2 separate regions of the Mus musculus genome follow, and region 1 is linked to region 2. Evidence: chromatin loops called from intact Hi-C (ENCODE). Cell type or tissue: left cerebral cortex. All regions are shown on one strand. Each heading gives the region's core, and the rest is flanking DNA. Links, peaks and the distances in the headings are about the cores only.

The links. A loop is a pair of places that touch in the nucleus more often than their neighbours do. Peaks named below come from ENCODE experiments on the same cell type or tissue, not always from the same donor. Only the 100,000 strongest peaks of a DNase experiment are listed, where the experiment ranks them.
Region 1: it touches region 2 in a loop (2.6-fold over the local background); 3 of 42 quality-filtered maps call a loop at or near these places.

What each region holds. Positions count from the first base shown.
Region 1 is chr16:76,948,296-76,953,685 of GRCm38, forward strand. No RefSeq gene overlaps it. Among named protein-coding and RNA genes, the nearest start is that of 1700041M19Rik, 60 kb to the right of the region's middle. In left cerebral cortex, for the core only: no CTCF peak of the experiment used is centred there; a DNase peak (open chromatin) is centred at 2,731.
Region 2 is chr16:77,073,037-77,078,426 of GRCm38, forward strand. Usp25 (ubiquitin specific peptidase 25) reads left to right here. Exons shown (of 24, transcript NM_013918.2): 11 at 1,823-1,950; 12 at 2,235-2,330; 13 at 3,324-3,485; 14 at 3,968-4,197. Among named protein-coding and RNA genes, the nearest start is that of Usp25, 62 kb to the left of the region's middle. In left cerebral cortex, for the core only: no CTCF peak of the experiment used is centred there; DNase peaks (open chromatin) are centred at 2,809, 4,122, 4,557 and 4,742; H3K4me3 peaks cover 937 bases; H3K27ac peaks cover 2,036 bases.

The DNA of each region.
Region 1 (5,390 bases), core at 55-5,054, 120 kb before region 2:
TGCTCCTTTGTGTGTGTGTGTGTGTGTGTGTGTGTGTGTGTGTGTGTGTGTGTGTACACGTAGCAGTCGAGTTACTTTCCAGAGTAACTTCTGTATATTTATAGTATGCGACAGTCATTAACAGACAGTAATTAAAGTGTGTCCATCTGAGGCGTGTACACATGTTATTACAAACTACTAATTAGCCATAGCAACTGTTGAGTACATAAACCAGATAATAAAACACTTCCTGTCCAGAGTAGTTTACCTCGATGCTGTTTAGCGATGCTGTTGTGTAGGGGAGAGAAAGTGCAAACTGTCTTCACACTAGGTTCTCCTGCTGTCTCTTGAACTCTCACTGCACTGTGCACTGTCAGCCTTCAGCCTTCAACCTAACCTTGTCCTTGTTTTCCACAGCCTCATGTTGACTGACAGTCTGAGACGATGTGGCCCGGAAGCACATCTCAGTTGTTCTGTTTGGTGTGGATACCTGGCAGAATTTACCTTTTCTAAGTACACAGAAGCTGTGTTTTATTCTACCTTAGTACATCACATTCAGAGGGTTTCTTTGCACTAAAATGATGAATGGATTTATAGTGTTTTGCCACTGATACCAGGGACAATTTGGTTTTGTTTTTAGGTTCTCAACTGTATATGAGATATTTATATACAAATATATTCAGAATAACAAAAATAAAAGATCCCTTCCCCTTTTCATTTGCTATGACAGCAACATAAAGCAGAGGAGAGAATTGCCACAGCAAACAACAGTTCTTATGCTGTTTAACCAAAATGATGCCGCACAGACCAGTTCCTTGAGCCGTGAGTATCTGCATTTTGGAGAGATGTTTTGGTATCTTTAAGCCTCGGTAGCATGGTTACTATAACAACATTTTCTCCTGTTGGGTTGTTTAAGGGATACGATTATACAATTCACATTGGGAGGATGTCTTCCTTTCTCTGAGAGACTGAGAAAGGCTTCAAATTTTCCAAGTGCCATTATTAAAATGGTAATAGTTAGAGAAATCTCGCAGAAGTCACATTTAATCACACCCATCCCTGTCTGCCACACTCAGAAGTTTTCTGCCTACACAAATACCACCAACTAGTTTGGGTTTCCTTCCATTCTTTGCTATCTTTTTTTTTGTATTGGATATTTTATTTACATTTCAAATGTTATCCCCTTCCCGATTTCACTCTCAGAACCACTCCCCTATCCCATCCCTACTCTCTCTATGAGGGTATGCCCCAACCCACCCATCCACTTCAGCTTCCCCACCCATGCATTTACACACTCTGGAGGATAGAGCCTTCACAGGACCAAGGGCTCTTCTCTCATTGATGCCTGACAAGGCCATCCTCTGCTACATATATGGCTCGAGCCATGTGCCCCTCCATGCGTTACTCCTTGGTTGGTTTTTTAGGCCGTGGGAGCTCTGGTTGGTTGATATTGTTGTTCTTCTTATGGGGTTGAAAACCCCTTCAGCTTTTTCAGTCCTTTCTCTAACTCCTCTATTGCCCCCCCCCATCCCCACTGTGATCATTTCAATGGTTGGCTGCGAGCATGCTCACTGGCATATTTCCAGTTTGCATGGTACACAGACTCTATGCTTGCCATTCTTGTGTGCAGTTTAGGAATATAAAACACCATTTTAAAAATAATGATTTAAAAATCTGACATAAGGGTTGGAGAATCGGCTCAAGTCAAAGACACAATGTATTTAATAACAATAATTTTTAAAAAGGCAAACCATGGGCCATCTGTGCGTTCAACGCTCAATGTGAGCAACTCTCAGCATGCAAGCATATCCTGGTGTTATAAAGACCTGGTATGATGGAAAACCTTTTCTGAGTCTCAGTGCTTTGGGAAGAGAGAACTCTGGACTGTCCGTGGCAGCACCCAGGCATCCCCATCACTGGGCAGTAAGCTTGCAGGAGATCATGAAAACACATGCCCTGTTTGATGGGAAACAGCCCTCTGTCTGACAATAAGTGGATGAAGCCTTTGCAAAAGCAAAAGGTTCCTCAAAGGCCTTCACCAATATGCTGAATGAGGCGCTGGCCTGTTTGCAGATGGTGACAGAAAACATTTTATCAGCTGCACAGGAACTTTCTATCATTTTTCCAGTTAGCTTTAAGTCAGGAAAAATTAATTAGGAAGTGGCAAATTTCCCGCAAGATTACTTTGTGTCACTTAAATTATGACACTATTTATTCATATCACTGGAAAAACAGCAATATTTCCATGTTTACTATATAATATATTTCCCTGATATTTTATATAGTCTAGACTTTGTTCTTAATAAAAAAGTACTTCTACTCATTGAACCTGCTAATCACTTATATTGAAGTAGCTGTATGTGTTGATTCCATTGCTAGTGAGTTTAACTTATGCCTTAGAATTCTATTATAAACGTTTTGTTTTTATGTATTTGTGAAGGAGATGTATTCCACTTATACCATTTGGGCTTTATTTGGTGAACTCTAGTGGTTCTCAATTAAAAACCAAACATTAATGATTGTCAACATCTCTGACTTGTTCTTACTCCCAGTTAAGACTGCAGACGTTGCAATTTCTCTGTGTATGTTTCTCTGTGTATGGCTCCCTCTGTGAAATAAGAAAATATTTAAAATCCATTTTCAGCTCATCTTCAAATTCCACTGATCTCATTCAGCTTCTGCTTGGGTGGGCAACGTGCCAGGTTCCAATACGATAATCTGCTGCGTTTCTCCTCTGCATTATAATTTCCTCTGCTTTGGCGAACTGTGTTCTATAAATTCCGTCGCACTTCACACACAGATCAAGTCGGCAGATTTAGACAGTCCTTCCCGTTCACACATCACAGCACACAAAATTCCATCAAATGTTTTTGCTATCTTTCTTATTTTGCAAATGAAAATATGTTCTGAAATATTCTTGCTGAAAGAAACAAGAAGGGATTCCATGGAATGTTTTTGATGTCACCTTGAAGAAATTGTCACACACCATCTGCTGGTTTATTGAGCATACAGTGTGTCAATGCTGATGAATGCTACTTTAATAAATGACACATATTGACAGCCACAAACCATATCCTAATGATCACATCCATGCCAAGATGCCTTGAAATACACCTGGCTTAAATTACACATGCGTCTTTCATATTTATCAAGTGACTAATGGTCTTGGTCATCTATTTTTGTTTGTTCAACTAGGTGTGGGTTTCAGTGCACCTGACAAGCCAGAAGGTTATGTCTCCTCTGTCTTCACAGTCCTTGTGTCCCCTACGGATTCTTTCTCGGTTGAAGATATGCAGGTTAACAAGACATTAGTTTAGTTACATGTCATGGATGATTTAGGAATGAAGCCTGCTGCTTTACTCCTGGATGGGCTGAAATGAATGTGGGGCAAGGGCGACAATAACTATGGCAAAGACAAGAAGGTTGTTCCATAAATAATAAAGACAAAGTGGAAAGTTTTAACAAAATTAATAAATGAGTCAAAGACTACAATCTCAGTTGGCGAATTGGCCTCTGGATGCATTCGCTGAGAGGCTGAAACATTCGATCAGATGCTGGATAGCCAGCACGTGGGTATTGTTTTACATTAATAGTCAGTTCCATAATGTTTATACTGCTACTGTCGGTGACATCACACATACACACCCACCACACACACATACACACAAAGACAGAATTAAGCTTAGAGAGAAAATTCTGTGGGCATAGGATTTTCCATGAAAGCATGCGGATCTGATATGTATCCTCAGAATCCATAGTAACATAACCAGAAGCATAGGCACACACCCATAGTCCTATAGCGAGCGCTAAGGCAGAGACAGGAGGATCCCTGGGGATTACAGACCAGTGAGTCTAGGCAAGCCAGTGAGGTCAATGTTCATTTATAGACTCTATCACAAAAAATAAAATGCAGAGGCTGGCTAGGTCGTTCATTAGCTGAGAGACCTGGGTTTCATTCCTACCACTCACCAAATCTTTGAAACCCATGGAAAATTATAACCCTCTGTAACTCCAGTTTCAGAATATCCAACAGAGCCCTCTGACCTCTGGGACTACCTAGCACACATGAGAGGCATATAAATACAAGCAAACAAATACTCATGCAAATACAATAAGAATAAATAAATCTTTTTAATAGATAAGGTGAAGTTATTGAGAAAAACACTGGCTATCAACCTGTGCCCCCTGCCCCCCGACACACAAAAATTTGAGTGGGAAAACATTACCATCTAGGTAACTTAAAAAGAAAAGGAATCAAAATCAAGAAACTTTTCCAAGAAAGTTTCCTAATGAATGAGCCTTAGGAAACTTAGGAGTTATTTCTCCTAGAGAGAAACAACTGTTTTTTGTTTGTTTGTTTTAACTACTCCTGCTAGCATCTCACAGTAACCAGGAAATTGTGTTAGCTCCATGCTGGATACTTGCTAGTCTCCATGCTAGACTCTTACCCATACATTGGAAGAGCTTATTTAAATCATGAAACTATTGTTAAAATAAAGGGGTATGATGGTTTCAGCTTCCAGACCTAGCAATATAGCAAGGGTCCTGGGACAACTGAGTACTGAACACTAGTCAGTCACATACAATATATTTACATCCAGTCTTCACAGTATACTGTGTACTAATAAAACCCAGTAGGCTAGGTAGTTCTCCCTATTTTTCAGATGAAGAAAGTTTCAACTTGTAGTTGTAGTGCAGCTAAGACTAAAGAAGAGATAAAGGTGATTCAATGGTACAAGCTGTCTTTGTCCTCTCCACTAACGGATCCTCTTCCACTAGAGACAGATAATGACAAAAGGCTATATGTTTCTTGGCCATCAAACATTTATACCACAGAGATGCACAATAGTTTAATACACACACACACATGACACAGATACACACACAATTGTTGCTAGGGAGTAACTATTTATATTCTTCCAAATTCACACACTGTCATATTGATCGCCAACATGACAACATGAGAAAATGGGGTCTCTGGGAATTATTTAGCTTGTGATGACAAAGCCTTCATGACTGAGATAATTTCCTAATAAAGAGGACCAGGATTGTAGAGCAAACTAGTTTGGCACTTTGGTCATGTAATAAACAAGGAAGACATTAAGCAAAGTGGCACTTCACCAAGCTGTGGATGAATGACTCAGCTGATGCATTTTGTCACAGCAGGGTGACCAGACTAAGATAACCATCCACAAAAAATAGCATATACCTATGTAATAATATCAAATGTTAAACACCCAAGAAGAAGTTCAGCATCAAAAATCTGGATATATTGGAAAATATTCGTACTTTATCACAGTCTTGCATGGCATCAGAAAGTTTGTAAGACACTGTACCATATTAATTCAATCTAGAAAATCCATAGATTTTATGTCAAAATTATGTAGTTGTACCTGAATGGTAGCATGTTG
Region 2 (5,390 bases), core at 215-5,214:
TATTTAATCTTGTCCCCATGAGCTGTAGACAGAGATAATGAAATCTTTTCACCTAATAGTAGAACAGAAGTGGCTGTTGCTGATAGAGAAAATGCATTCCCAATGCAGGCCTGCTACCTAATGTTCTGTGAGCATCCTTTCGTGAGTTACAGAAACTGTGCGGAAGACTCCTTATCATAGTTCGGGTCACCTCACTTTTCTCAGCCACTGTAGGTTCTCATCAATTAAAATGTGTCTCACATTAGTTGTAAAGATGATATTTAACGTATTGAGGTAAAATAAGGAAGTAACTCTTCTAAAACTCTTTTTGCCTGTTTGATTATCACAAAATGGTGCAGGGACTATTATCCTAAGGAATCAATCAGAGGTTTGTTTATGAGATATCAGAGACAATGTTTTAATTTTTATCTAACTTTAGATATGGTAAAGAAGTATAGGGTAGGGGCGGGAGAGATGTCTGAAAAGAAAGGAGCATGCGCCCCTCTTCCAGTTGTGAGTTCAGTGCCAGGCTCCCACGTCAGGAGACTCCATCTCCAGGGACTCAATCCAGGATTTTCTGATGGACCATAGGCCCCATGTCAGACACAGACATGGACAAAGACATGAACAGGGTCAAAGACACAGACACACGCACATAATTAAAAATGAAAATAAGTCTTGAAAAAGAACTATGCCACATGCTATCATGTGACTTTTCTCGTTTGCATCTTTAGATGCTTATTATATTAGGTTTTGTTGACTCTTATAAATCATGTTTCTTATAGTTTAACTGGGACAATCTTACTCATGTTCAATTTAACCCCTGCTTAGCCAGTAATCCTTAGTGTTTGGGGAGGAATAAAGAGCCACACCTCAGCACTTAGCTTTAGCAGCTTCACTGGAAGACAGGTGCCATCGTCAAGATTCCAGCCCATCCCATTTTCCTCAGCCTGCAATGTTTATTCCTGGTTTTGGTTCAGGTTACGTTTGTGCGCAGTCACTGAGGGATGTGTGGTACCAGTTTTTGGCACTGAAAGCTATGATACCTGTAACATGGGATTAATAGTATCTTGTTGCAGGACTTATAAATACTTAAAAATATTTATGATTTTACACCTCTGAACTTGTTGGCTTTTGAATGTATATATTCAACCTTTAAAACAAATAGCATCCTTTTGTAAAACTTGAACTTGTTACATAAAAACAAGCTTTTTGAAAATGTTAAATTTCGTGGTTCACTAAACAACTGTGTGTGTGGCGTGAGTGGGTAGGACACACTCAGAGCAATAAGAAATTTAACTCATTGATTGCTAGTTTATATTTGAAAGCTTTTACAAGTATAAACTTTGTTGCTGAGAAATCTTTATCATACATTAATATAATATATAGTTGTAAGATTCAAGGTAAAAGTAGGAAGAAAAAAGAGAGAGAAAGGGAAGATAACATTTTCCAATTTTAGGATGAGAACAGTGCGCATTTGTTCCAGACAAAGATTTGTTTCCCTTTGAGTCAAGTCTTCGGTTTGACAATCTGTTTGGTTTCAGTAAGTGTCACTCAGCCTGCGACAGAAGGTGAAGGAGCTCTGAAGTCCTTCCCTCCTAGGGAGAATTTGGAATGTTACAACTGTGGACGATTAGCAGTGTGTAGATAAGGTTTCCCTCTGTCCTCTGATGTGGACAAAGGCTATGGGGACGTCAGGCTGAAGTTCAGCTGTAAGGAAACCATCATAGTCCCTCTGCTTGCTGTAGTACAGTAACGTCAGCACCAGGATCATTTACCGACCTTAAAATTGTGATGGTGAAATCTAACAGGCTGACCAAGTGTCTGTTATTGTTTCTTTCAGCATTGGTTCACTGAATTGCCGCCGGTATTAACATTTGAACTGTCAAGATTTGAATTTAACCAGGCATTGGGAAGACCAGAAAAAATTCACAATAAACTAGAATTTCCCCAAGTTTTATATCTGGACAGGTACGGTTTGTACAAGTAGTAGGTTTGTGAAAATTGTTATTTCCTTGAAGCTAAGGTTTATTGATGCTTGATATTTCCATCTTATTATCTGTTAAGGGAGTATATTCATTTTATCTTATAAATATATAGTAATAAATATTAAGTATTAAAATATTTTTGTGTTTTATACCTGATATCTTAAAAAACTTCAGTTGACCTTTTGTAGTAATAGTTAGATTTATTATCATACTAGTTTCCAAGATATTTGGTAACACTAATGATGGCCTTTTTTTTTTCCTTAATAGGTATATGCACAGAAATAGAGAAATAACAAGAATTAAACGTGAAGAGATCAAGAGACTTAAAGATTACCTCACAGTATTACAACAAAGATTAGAGAGGTAATTCAGCCTTCATGGGCTTAAGACAGGAAGGCATGTGCCTGGTGGCTAACTCGATTATTAATTTTCAACATGCTTTGGGTAACTTATAATGTAACCTATTATAAGCATATACTATATTATAATATTATAAGCTTATAATTCATTCCGGATTGAATTTTGATTAATTACATTAGACTCTAGATTGCATCCCTACTAGGCTGTAGATGATTATCTTAGAAATTGAAATGAAAGACGTGATTATCACCAGCTTGTTTTCCTGGTGCGGTAAGTGGAAGTCAGGAGGCTAGCGCAGAGCACGGGGTGAACTGGACCGAGAGGATTCGAACTCTTCCCGCCCAAGCCTCCCAAGCTTCACACAGTGAATCCTTCAGGAAGAAGCCGGGCAGCAAAGGGAGGTTGCGCAGCTCATAGAAGTGTGCATGGCGTGAGTGGGTGCTATCACATACCAGAAGGGAGGGGCTGAGTGTGCCTATGCTCTCACAAGTCACAGCTCCATCAGATGTGGAATGTGATGCCATGCAGGCCGGATAAGCCTACAGGCTGCAATGCAGTTTGACTAACCCCAGTTGTCGACCTACAACTTTCTGAGTTACGTTTAATTTGCTCATTAATAACATACAATGTTGAGTGTGAACATGTACTTCCAGGGAGCTTACATCTTAATAAGTTCCAGTACATGTATGGAAAGTGTTCACGGGGTAAAAGATGATAAAAGTGAGGACCTTAACCATGAGGCTAGTGCAGGATTCAGAGATGAGAATGTTTGCACATGGTCCTGGGTTTGTTTTCCCACGGGGGCAGTTTAGAACACCGTCTTAGGTGCGGCCATACATAGGACTTGCAATTTTCATCAGCTTTGCCGTCCTTCCATTTCTCAAGTGTATATTCAGTTTCACCTTCTTTATTAGAAAAGCAAAGTCTTATTTTATAAGGCTTCAAGCCACAAATTATTTTGACAATATAGGTAAAACGTGTATATTTTATTAATAGATATTTAAGCTATGGTTCCGGTCCCAAAAGATTCCCATTGGTAGATGTTCTACAGTATGCATTGGAGTTTGCCTCCAGTAAACCTGTGTGCACTTCCCCCGTTGATGACATCGATGCTAGTTCCTCAGCAAGTGGCCCCCTACCATCACAGTCCTTACCAAGGTAAGTGAGTCACCCTTGCTCCTTATTCCTCATCAATTCAGGAGGTCTTGTCTATCTGTTGGAATCTTTATATATTTTTCGCTGGTCAGAATTATACTTTTCAATGTTTTGGTTTGTAGTTTCTGAACGTCATATAATATGTTGATGATGCTTTTAGAGTAGAATTTGTTTCTGATAATGCAAGTTGGTATTAGAGAGAGAAAGAGAGACAGAGAGAGAGAGAGAGAGAGAGAGATCTTTAGTTAGAATATGCATTAGATTTTCCATTACAAAGAAGAAGGCAGTCTTACTTTAAAGCCACGATTTCGTCCTTATAAGATTTTAGTCCTCTTGTACTAAACGTCTCGTCTGATATTTGATCAGTTTGTGTGTTTCTTAAGATCATTTCCTCTTGAGATTGTGAGGGGCTTGGATGCTATCATCTATAGAGCTGGCTTCAGTTTGGAAGTTTAACCAGTCGCATGTGTGCTTTGAAACCACAGCACAACAGAACAGCAGGGACCCTGTGCTTCAGATCTGCCCGGCTCCTCCTCACCCGCATCAGGTGCCGCCCTGCCCTTGAGGTCAGTGATTCACAAACCCTTCACTCAGTCTCGGATACCTCCAGATTTGCCCATGCATCCGGCACCAAGGCACATCACAGAGGAAGAACTGTGCGTGCTGGAGAGCTGTTTACATCGCTGGAGGACGGAAATAGAAAATGACACGCGAGGTAAGAAGCTCGCTGAGTGTGGCTGCTGTCGCTTCAGATGATGTTGTACTCTGAGAAGGAAAAATGGCTTGGATTTCATTTTTAAACATGTGTAGTTTTTCCTTGAAAAAAAAAATCTTTTCTGAAAAGATTTTGTGGAAGACACTGTTTTTTGGCTGTCCCATTTTTTAATTTTTTTATGTTCTTGCCCTTCGTGTCAGATTCACAGGGACCACAAGGGTTTCCCCAGCTTACTTAGCTGATTAATGATGTAACAGATGGTCTGATTTGCCAGTTTAGTGTTCTAAATTTATATCAAACTGGTATTCACAGCTACTCCAGTGGGGAAATGTCATAGAGCCTCAGAATTTGTACTTACTGGTTCTGGACTCCGTCTGATGCTTGCATAATGAAGAGGGGAAAACTGTTTTTCTCTAGGTATAACCATTTAAAAAGTGAAGTTTTAATTTCTGTTTCTACCTGGACATTGAATCATGCTAGAGATGCTGAACCCCATGTACAGCCTCATTGTTTAATCTAGTCTAAGAGACTTACAGATCCGATCCATGGACCCAGTGCCAGTCTATAGGAAATTTTCAGGAGGTATACAGCAACATAAGGATTTGGTGTGTGGGAGTGCGTGTGGATGAACACATGCATTGCTGAGCTATCTTTCTTTCTTGAAAGACACTTTATTTTGAATTCATTTCTAACTGTTAAAATGAACTTTTTCATTTTAAAAAGATACTTCACAGTAGATTATATTATAATTATCTTTACATGTCAAAATATACGTTACTAACTCTAAACTTCAGCTATCAGGAAAATAGAAATTGTAATTTTATATTAAAAGGTTGAGGTTACATTAAATAGCACTAGCTGTCTTCTTTTAGATAGTTAAGTTGCCACTTTATGGATAAGTATGAATAAAGTCCAGTTTAATAGAGTAGATAGTTGCATTGTTAGTCTTAGTAACTAGAGAGTTTGTGTTACTATTGTGCATATTTAAATAACTTTACTTATATTAATTAAACATAGTTTAATGGCTAATAATAGTTTATTGAATGCTGTGTGGAGTATTGAATAATTCCCTTCTGGACATGACAGACTGTATTTGTAATTCAGAAGAGTAGATGCTGATAAACTTTTGACATTCAGGTACTGCACAAAGTGAGAAAACAAATGAAAGTGTTTGAAATAATATTTAAAGAAAA